Linked DNA regions of Homo sapiens: region 2 is linked to region 1. Evidence: chromatin loops called from intact Hi-C (ENCODE). Cell type or tissue: Calu3. All regions are shown on one strand.

What was found. Peaks named below come from ENCODE experiments on the same cell type or tissue, not always from the same donor. Only the 100,000 strongest peaks of a DNase experiment are listed, where the experiment ranks them.
Region 2: it touches region 1 in a loop (2.7-fold over the local background); 4 of 110 quality-filtered maps call a loop at or near these places.

The regions. Positions count from the first base shown.
Region 1 is chr5:35,200,626-35,205,625 of GRCh38, forward strand. The region is part of intron 1 of PRLR (prolactin receptor); the gene reads right to left. Among named protein-coding and RNA genes, the nearest start is that of PRLR, 27 kb to the right of the region's middle. RefSeq lists a silencer at 1,822-2,116. In Calu3, a CTCF peak has its summit at 1,909 (motif pointing left); a DNase peak (open chromatin) is centred at 1,906.
Region 2 is chr5:34,956,171-34,961,170 of GRCh38, forward strand. It overlaps DNAJC21 (DnaJ heat shock protein family (Hsp40) member C21), which reads left to right. Exons shown (of 12, transcript NM_001012339.3): 12 at 1-2,794. Among named protein-coding and RNA genes, the nearest start is that of DNAJC21, 29 kb to the left of the region's middle. In Calu3, no CTCF peak of the experiment used is centred here; a DNase peak (open chromatin) is centred at 2,111.

The DNA of each region.
Region 1 (5,000 bases):
GAGCCTAGGGTTTCTGGGTATTGGTATGAGGTGTCAGGACACTAGGGATGTAGTTTCAGTCCTAACACTAAGAATGGTACCATGTCTTTATATAGGGCTTTCCAGGTCAGAGAGACCCTACATACGCCTGGCCTGACTGAATCTTCCCCTGTAAGATATCAGGCCAAATAGCACCAGTCCCATTTTATAAATATCCAACAGTTTAAAGAGTTAACAGACTTTGCGAAGATCACACAGATGAACGGAGGCAGGGTTAGAATTCAAACCCAGATCTTTCCTTTACAGAGTACTTCATCTGCAGATTGTTCATCCTTCTTGCTCAGGACTCTATTCATAAGGCTCTACTTTTTCCTTCCAATTTTTAGTTGTATGGAACTAGAAAATTATTTGGCTTAACACACAAGTTCTGTGGTAAATTCTGTTTCTACCAAGCTGTGTAACTTTGGGCAAGTCACTTAAGCCCCCAGAACCTTAACATCTTCATTAAATGGTGACAATAAAGATAGTACTCAAAATTATGAAGATTAGAAGCAATAATGCATGCAGAGTTGTTATTATGGTATATGCACTGGTTCTAGCCTTTGGAGTAACTCCTCCCCCTCCCCCTTCACAATAAATCTTTGATGTTGAAATTCCAACAAATATTGATGTCTAGTAAGGGATTTGAGGGCTATAGCTTTTAAAACATAGTATATTTGCAAAACCACAACATTCAAGTGATGTTGTGAGAGTACGTTTATTATTTGTGTGTCCAAGGAAAATGATATTTTACCCCTTTGGTAAGTGTAAAGTAAGAAGACAGCCTTAAGGCCTGTTTGGATGTTATGAATATCAATGCATCTAAAGAAACACTTGCAGGACCTGTCTGTCCTGCTGTGACTTCATCCTACATGCCAATGTCTTTTCCATTTTCTCCATGAAGACTTAAAACAAAACAACCAATATTTACCAGGCACATCATAATTCTCTTAGATTTACAGCCATTAACTTGGATAGTAAGCACAATTGCAATCTTTGGAGCATCTCAGAGATCTCGGTCAAATCCTTTAATATTTTTGCAGATACTTTTAGTTCTCTTCTCTTCTCTTCTCCTCTCCTCTTTTCTTCTGTTCTTTTTCTTTCCCTTAATAGGGTGAGGCTGCTTGGTTCCAGATATCTGGTCTCAAATTCCCATAAATTGGTAAAGAAAAAAGTATTTAGAGACAGGATGGGATGAATTCCTTTCACTCCTTGACCCCAAAACCTCTGTTATCATGGATATTAATTTTTCAGTTTCAGACTTGGCAATTTATCAAACCTATTCTGGAAGGGAATCTTTACTCACCAATACCAACGTAAGTAGAATGCAGACAAATGCATAAAGACCTCTAGATAAAGAGAGGCTAAATTGTTGTAGTTAGGACTAGTGACTCTGGAGCCAAATTGTCTGGGATCACCTAACTAGCTGTGTGACCTTGGACAAGTTACTCAAGTTCTTTATACTTCAGTTTCCTTATCTGTGAGATGGAGATGATAATAAGAGAACCTACCAATTGCTTCTTACAGGAAATTTACATATTTCCATTGAGAGATCTTTGATCAAATTCAGTGTGGTGTCCACTAGCATTTGGAAGGATAAGTGCAATCTAGCAGAGAAAAAACATGACCTTTGAGTCAAGAGACCTGAGTCAAGTCCTCTACCTGATTCACGGATCAAACCGTTCAGCACAGTATTCAAGGCTTTTTACAATTTGACACCAACCTACATTTTCAGCCATGCTTGCTGTCACTTCTTCTCCTTGTGATTTGGTCATCAAACTATTTGCAATTGCCCAAAATATCAGGGATGTACAACTTACCCTCAGTCCGTCCGTACTGTCTCTCAGAATCCCCTCCCTACTCTCTGCCTACTTGTTCATTAACTGCTCCCCCTTCTGGCCATGGCTGCATTTTGTCTGTCTCCTCCACTAGACTGTGCTTAGGGAGACCAGAGAATACTCACCTTTTCATATTGGTGCCTGGTATACAGACTGGCACATAGTGGGTGAGCAACAGCTATTTTTAAGTAACTAAAAGATTAAATTAGTGTCTTTTAGTTAAGTCTCTTAAGAATGGTGACCATAATATGTCTCCTTTCTACTTTAAAAAAATATGTGAGGGCATCTGAAAGTAAAGTAATAATATACTTTATTGCCAGTAATATAATGACTCACTAAAGACATGAATGTAATTTAGCCTTAGGCCATTCTTACATTCCTTTGAAAGCCTGGAAAAACGTTCAAGTGGCAATTACTTGATGTGTCCCTGAAAATACCAGTGCAAATTCCTTTGTTAATAGAGTATCTGTCCTCTGACAATCAAATAGGGACGTGTTGCAAAGTGAGCCCCCCATTGGCCTTGTTCTTAGACAGGTTGTAAATCCCTGAAGACTTCTCATAGTCAGCTGTGTCTGGGTAAATCTTGTTCCCATAGGACACTGGGGAGAAGAGAATGTCTGAGCTGGCCATTTCCTCCAACTGGCTCTGAAAGGAACACCAATTACCAGTCCACCTTGTTGACATGTTACCTCAAATGCTTTCTTGTTTGAGAACAATTCTTTCAGAAAGACTGAGCTGTCCTTTTCTATAGGCAGTAGAGAAGTGGATGGATTCTTATGCCATAGAACTTAGGATCTTGGCAAAATATGGCTAAACTCCTTTAGGTACCTTTAAATATCTGGTTATGCCAAGGGTGATAGTGGCTACAGCAGATGTCTTGCTCAGCAGAACATTGTGTTGAGTGTGTAATTAGAAAGACCAACTGGATGGAAGAAAAGAGACAAGGAACCAAGATTTCTTGAGCTTTCTATCATGGCCAGGGAAAGATAGTTGGAATTATTACCCTGAATTTGAAATCATCACAGGAAGGCAGACATCATTCTTTGTGCCAGAACTTTGGACCCAATGTCATTCTTCCTATCTGTGGCCTGAAGGAGAGGGGTAGAGAAACCTACTTAATGAAACTCCAGTGGTTGGAGGTGTTAATACAGATCTGATGGGTCTCTGTGCTCATCGAAGACTGCTTTGCTAGTAACTTGTCAAACATCCATTACAAAGCAATAATTCATAGGAAAGAAGCAAAGTATTAATAAGAATTATTTCTTGAATATGGTTTACTAGTAGCAAAGCTCCCCTTTTCATTTAGTGGGAAAGCATGAGAATTTTGAGCCATTACCAAAAGCTCAGCATTGCTATACTAAATATTTAGGTAGTTGAGCTTTCCCTCATTGAACCATTCTCTTTGTTTGGTAACCTTGGTGTTGCAAATCAAGATCGAGAAAGTCGGATTGATTTTTTGAGGGTCACAGTAGTCACCAAAAAACAAAAACAAAAACAAACCCAACAACAAAAACAACACAGCTCTAATTTTTATTGGTGGTAACAAGAAAAAATCATTGTGGGAGGGACATGTGTGTTTCTTAGAAATATTGTTGTATGGGACAATGTTTTCATGGTACTTAAAGGAATGTGTATTTCAAAGGCTAATTGTGTGAAACTTTTCTCTCAAAAGAAGATCAGAATGTTGCGCCGTTGTATTCCAGCCTGGGTGACAAGAGTAAAATTTCTGTCTCAAAAAAAAAAATAATAAATAAAATGAAAAAAAAAACATAAAAACACACACAAGAAGATCAGAATGTAATGTTATCTTACTCTTGAGTTGGAAAGTATCCTGGCCTGAGAGTATATAATACTCAAGTGAGAAGTTGAGATGTTTAGCTATGCCTTGCATCTTATGATGAGGATGGGGATGGGCCGCTTTCCTAAGGGAGCAGGGCTTTGGGATTTCTAATAAGCAGCAGAGGGTACTTACAGGATGCCTTAAGAGCTGTGCTGAAGATTCAGCCTTAGTGTCTGGGTTATTTAGCATTATTCTTCAAAGACACTCCTACCTTACCAATCCTATTACCCCAGTGGAATAATGCAATCTAATTCCAGTTTCAAAGGATTTCCTGGTAGCCATAAAGAACATAATTCTAAGAAATAGAAAAAATACATTTGTGAGAATCAAAAGATTTTTTAAACAACCTGGAAGAATCTTCACAAATTCCAAAGACTCAACCCACCAGCCTTACACATGACAATGCTAGCAGTAGAAGAAAGACCTTAAATTACCCACTGAAAAAGATCATGTCTTATGCATCTCTATATGTCGACTTTCTAGTAAGGCACCTGATACAACATGGGGTCTCAATAAATATTGACTTGAATTCAAGTGATACTCAAAGATGATAACATCACATCTTTGGAGACATATACTTAATCACCCTTTGAAGAAAGTGACACAAATATAATAAGTTTCCTGACACCCTTCTTCCCCAGGACACTTGGTTATCTATTAAAGGATTTTCCTGGTGAGAGAGCACTTACAAATGCTAAAGGCTGCCAGAGAGTTCATTATGTGTTTGAATTTCTGTATGTGTGTAAAATCGGGAAACATGTTATTTATTCATACTAACTTGGACTTTATTAAATGAGAAATTCAGCCAAGATTCACAGGAAATATATGTAATATATATATAAAATATAAGATAAAAATCTTAAAACCGGAAAGGACTTATGAAGATGCTAGATTTCTGGGAAGAAGTTCCAATCTTCAACTATGCTAAAAGATAAGAGGTGGGGGAGGAGGGAGAAGGAAAATTCTAGATAATACCAAACTCCAAGACCTACAGTTAGTCCATAGCCAGAAACTTGGAAGACATGTTATGACTAACATTACCCATGTCACTGTAAACCACAATTATTAGCCAATATATTATTTGCTGTTGGCAACAAAACCAAATTGTTGGCTTCTTCAAAGAAAGTAAGTAGACAGTTCATTCTTTGCCTAAAAACTGTTCGGCTATCCTCTGCCAAATAGAACCATTTCAAACAAGCACAGCATCCCTTCTATATCTGTATGAAAATTCTCAACTCTCAGAAAACAATGAAATTGGATGTTAGAAGACTGGGCAGTGGTGAACTGAATCCTGGAACACACAT
Region 2 (5,000 bases), 240 kb before region 1:
TGAACAAATTTTCGGTTACAGATCAGCTCTCAAACACTAAAGTCCTTAATGGCAAGGTCTTTTCTGATAGCTTCATGGATAGTATTGATGATCAGATTTCTTCTGTGTTATTGTCTTAAAAATAAGCATTTGAACCTTAATTTAAATTCTTTTCTTTTCCATTTAGAGATATGTTTTTTTCTTTACCTTCATACCTTTCTATTTCTTGCTAATTTCTATCACTAATTCCTTATAATTGTCCCTGCTCCCCTTCTTGATCTCTTCAGGGGGAATACTAGGCAGTTTTGTATCTTCTGATCTCGTACCCTGAGACTTCATCTGAATGTGCTCTGCCGCCTTCTTATCTGAACTAGATGAATTGGCCATAATTATGAATAGGAATATTAATGAACCAGAGGACATACTAGTCACATGTTATTATACACTAAAAAATAGGAAGTCATCTTGAAAGGCAGTTAATGTACTGCAAATGTCCCTATGACTTCTTTGCTTTCTCTTATACCAAACATGCAGGTATTTAATTTGTTTAATGAGGGTTGAGTGGAGTTATGTGTCGCTTTTATTCGGATTGACGAAAATCAACCATAATTTTCAAGGGATCTTCATGGGTTGTGACTGGAAGCTGACCTTAGTCTTGCGTCTCATCCTTTATGATGTTGAGAAATCATCTAATTTCTCAGAACTTTTTCTTATCTCTAACACAGTTATTACCATAATAATATTGTCTCCATTTATCATACAGGATCATTATGAAAGTAAAATGAAGTAGTATATATGAAAATGCTTTTTAAACACAAAAGCTTTATACAAAATATTGTTGAATTTAAATAAGGTAAATCTTTTTTAGTTTATATATTTGCAGACTATACATGTTGGATTAAATGGGCAATTAAGTTTTATAGGAATTTGCTTCCTAAGTCTACTTTTGAAGAGGAAAACAGGAACGTACCATATATTTTGCTAAGGGTAAAATATTTTTGGTGAATTGCAGACATTTAATTTCACTTGTCTGAGGTAAAACAATAAACTAAAATACATGGGCATGCATCTTACACTGATCTTATTAGAGGTCAGTGCTAAGTACCCATCTTGATTGAAGTTAGCTCAGATGTGGAGATTCATAGAATGAGGGTCCAGGAGAAGAAAGTTAGGGGAAATCTCATTTTCTTTCTGTAATTCATTCAGTGGTGCCAAAGCTGGGGGTTCCCTACAATGGCTATTTAGACTTTCCCTGCTTCAAAATAAGAGCAGTATCCTTAGCTCTAGCCAAGCATTTTTCTAATTCCTGCCTTTGGTCACAAAGAAGGAAAAGCAGAGCTGTGAATGAGTTAGTGGAGGTCAAGTCACATCAGAGTTCATGACCTAGTGATTGCTGGTGAAGTAATATTGGAATTTTGGTACCATGAGAAGACTTATAAAGGATTTCATCAGAAGTTTTCATTTTTTCTAAATCCTCCCCTACAAAATTTTCAGATTGGAAATTACTCTTGTATTTGTAGAAGATTGTCTCTAAAATTGTGGTTTAACTCACGCAGGAAGTAAAATTCCTATAGCAAGACATAGTTTCATTTTAGAGGACCCCCAAAATCCCGTGAATTCTCTGGTGATGATTCTAGCCTAACCTTCAACATAAAATAATGAAGAGAACTTTTAAACTTTTTTATGAATTCCTAAACATTACCATTTATGTGGCAGAAGTTCTGTTCCCTATAATCTGCAATGCTGAAGTATCTCTATTCAATTCCCTTCCTTATCTGTTAAATTTAATGTCTTTATACTAAAAATATAGGCTCTTGGGATTGGAGAGGAAAAATTAGAGGTGATTTTCAGATTTCTTGTTCTATGGAAGAGGAAGCTGAGCTCAGGGAGATATGAGCTCCACAGCCACAGCTGGTTAGGGGCGGCTGCCAGTAGAACAGGGCAGATGCCTGGACTCCCAACTCAGTAGGCCTTCTGTTACACCTCAAAATGTGTTACATGGGAAGAAAAAGATTAAGAAAAAGCAAGATAATTTTGAAGAAGGACGAGAGGAAGAGGCATGAACTTGTCCTAACAATGTCAAAGAATATTTTAAAGGTATACCAGTTAAAGTAGTGTGTGGCTGGTGCCAGTAGAGGTCAGTCAAGGGATCCCTGACGAGAATAAAGAGCCCAGAAACAGGTCCATGTTTATATGGGAACTTGATTTTTGACAGATACGGCAAGCTCTATGGGGAAAACAATATGTACTACCTTATACCCTTCCCCAAAAACAAAGGGATTAAAGACCTAAATATGAAGACAAAACTTTTAAATGAGAATCTATAAGGTTATTTTCATGATTTTGCAAATGGGAAGGATTTCTTTAAAGCAAGACACAAAAGCATACACAGGAAAAAATGATGCATAAAAACATGGCTTCTGTAGAACAATAGAGACTGTAAAAGAACAAGCTACAGACAAGGAAATGTTTGCAATGCATGGAACTGTCAAAGGATTCGTATCTGGAATACATTAAAGAAGCAAAAGAACCTCATACAAAAGTCATTGAGTAAATGACAGCCATGCATTAGAACAGCAATTCTCAAAACTTTTGGTCTCAAGATCCCTTTACACTCTTCAAAAGTGAGAACCCCAAAGAGTTTTCATGTATGTGGGTTAAATCTATTGATATTTTCTGTTAGAATTTAAAAATTATGTTAAAAAAATAAGAAGAATGACTATTTTTCAAAACAAAAAATGAGAAGAGTGGTATTGTTTTACATTTTTACAAATCTCTTTAACATTTAGCTTAATAAAAGATAGCTGGCCTCTCATACCTGCTTCTGCAGTCTATTGCTGTGTGTTTTGGATGAAGTATGTGAAGGAGAAAATCAGCCTCACATGGATAGGTAATCGTTAAAAAAAAGGGACCTTGCAGACCCACTGAATGGGTCTCGGGACCGCTAGGGTCCTTGGACCACACTTAAAATTGCTGCATTAGAAAAATGGATGAATTATATGAACAGAAAAAGCCTGAATAGTCAAAAAAAATGTGGAAAGATTATTACTGTCCTGATAATCAGTGAAATGTGACCTAGTTTTTTCATGCTTTCAGATTAGCAAAAGGTAAAAAGTCACAAGATCTAGTGTTGGTGAGAATGGAGCAATAGGAACACATTCACTACTTTTGGAGTAAAAACGGGTTCAATTTGATGATGTCTAAGAAAGTGAGGTTTGCATACTCTGTGACCCAACAATTCTAGGTATACACTTAAGAGTCTCACTTCCCAAAGTGTGGGCCACAGAGCAGCAGCATGGGCTTCACCTGGGAAGCTTGCAACTCTCAGGTCCTGACCTGGACTTGCTGCACCAGACTCTGTGGTTAAGATTTCTTAGGTGACTCATGCTCATGAAACCTTGAGAAGCAATCTTCTAGAGAAACCATGCACATGTGTACAAGGAGATGTACAAGAAGCCTCACAGCTGAACTGTTTGTTTCCAGGAAAAGTTACCTAAATGCTCATGAGCAAGAAAATAGATAAGTAAATTGTGGCCTATTTATAGATGGTAAACAATTGAGCAATTAAAATGAATGAACTTGATCTGTAATGTGGATGGCCCTTGAAGAAATAGTGAATGAAAATAAGCTGTCGCAGAAGATGAAATGCATGCCATTTATACAGTTTTTTAAAAAAACTATGTTGATTGTTATTTATAGAGAGAAAGTATAGAAACATAATGAGAAAGCAGTTGCCTTGAACTCAGAGGAGAGTAGAACTGCTTGTGGTTGCAAAAGGGGTCTCTTCTGTTTCAATTTTTTTTTTTTTTTTTAAAGATCTGAAGGAAGATGTAAGCATTTGTTAAATTCTGGATGGTGGGTCCATGGGGATTTGTTACTCTGGTTCTAACAAAATACTTCAAGTATCAAGAAAAGTACAGATGAATGTCTCACTTTGCTAGCAGAATATACACTTGAATGAAGGGGAAGATGAAGGGATTTAAGTTCTACTTTTTATTCTTGGCATACTCATTAAGCACACTGGCAGAGGCTATGGTCTCTCAATATTCATCCTCCCTTTTAGAACTCTGATTTTCAGATAAGTGCAAGGCCACCCAGAATATAAGGATTACTTTCCCAGCCTCACTTGGATTCAATCAGATCTGGCTAGTGATCTGAGCAACGTTTGGGACATGTCCTTAAAGATAGGAGCATGTCTTTATTCCTTCGCCAGCCAAAATGCAGAGGTAATGTTTGGAGCTCTGGCCCCTATCTGGGATCGTGAAACCACAGAGGGCACAGCAACAAAAAACATAGGAGCTTCTACTCTTGACACCTCAGAGGGACACTAGGAGCCCCAGATTGTCTACGTCTGCACTGGAGAGAAGAAAATTTCTACGTTTCTGAAGCCACTGCTGTTTTGACCTGTCACAGATAACAAAATCCTGACTGATTCATGTTTCCACATGTGTACAGTTAGCTAAGTGAGAGGTCTAGTTTAAACAGGGGCGAGGGCATGTGGGCATTTAACTCTCAGATCTTGCATTGAATTCCAGTCTTGTGTTAGCATACGATTTTAAGCAAGTCATTTAAACACATTGAGCAATGTTTTTTTAAATCTGTAAAATAGAGGTGAGACCAATCTGGCAGAATTGTGAAGATTAGAGTCTTAAATGTGTGCACAGTGCTTGGCACGTAGTAGGCATTCAATAACTTAGCTTTTGTTTACTTCAAAAGTTTCACAGTATTCTTGCTTCATTTAACTGTTCACTTTGTTTTCTGAAAGAATCCCAACAATGGAGTAATCTGGAGAGGTATCAGTGATTAAATTGATCCTGTACTGTATTTTTTTTTTTTGAGACAGTCTCACTCTTGCCCAGGTTAGAATGCAGTGGCGTAATCTCCACTCACTGCAACCTCCACCTCCCATTTTCAAGTGATACTCCTGCCTCAATCTCCCAAGTAGCTGAGAGTACAGGCATGCCACCGTGCTACTTGGGAAATTTTTAAGTAGAGATGGTTCCACCATGTTGGCCAGGCTG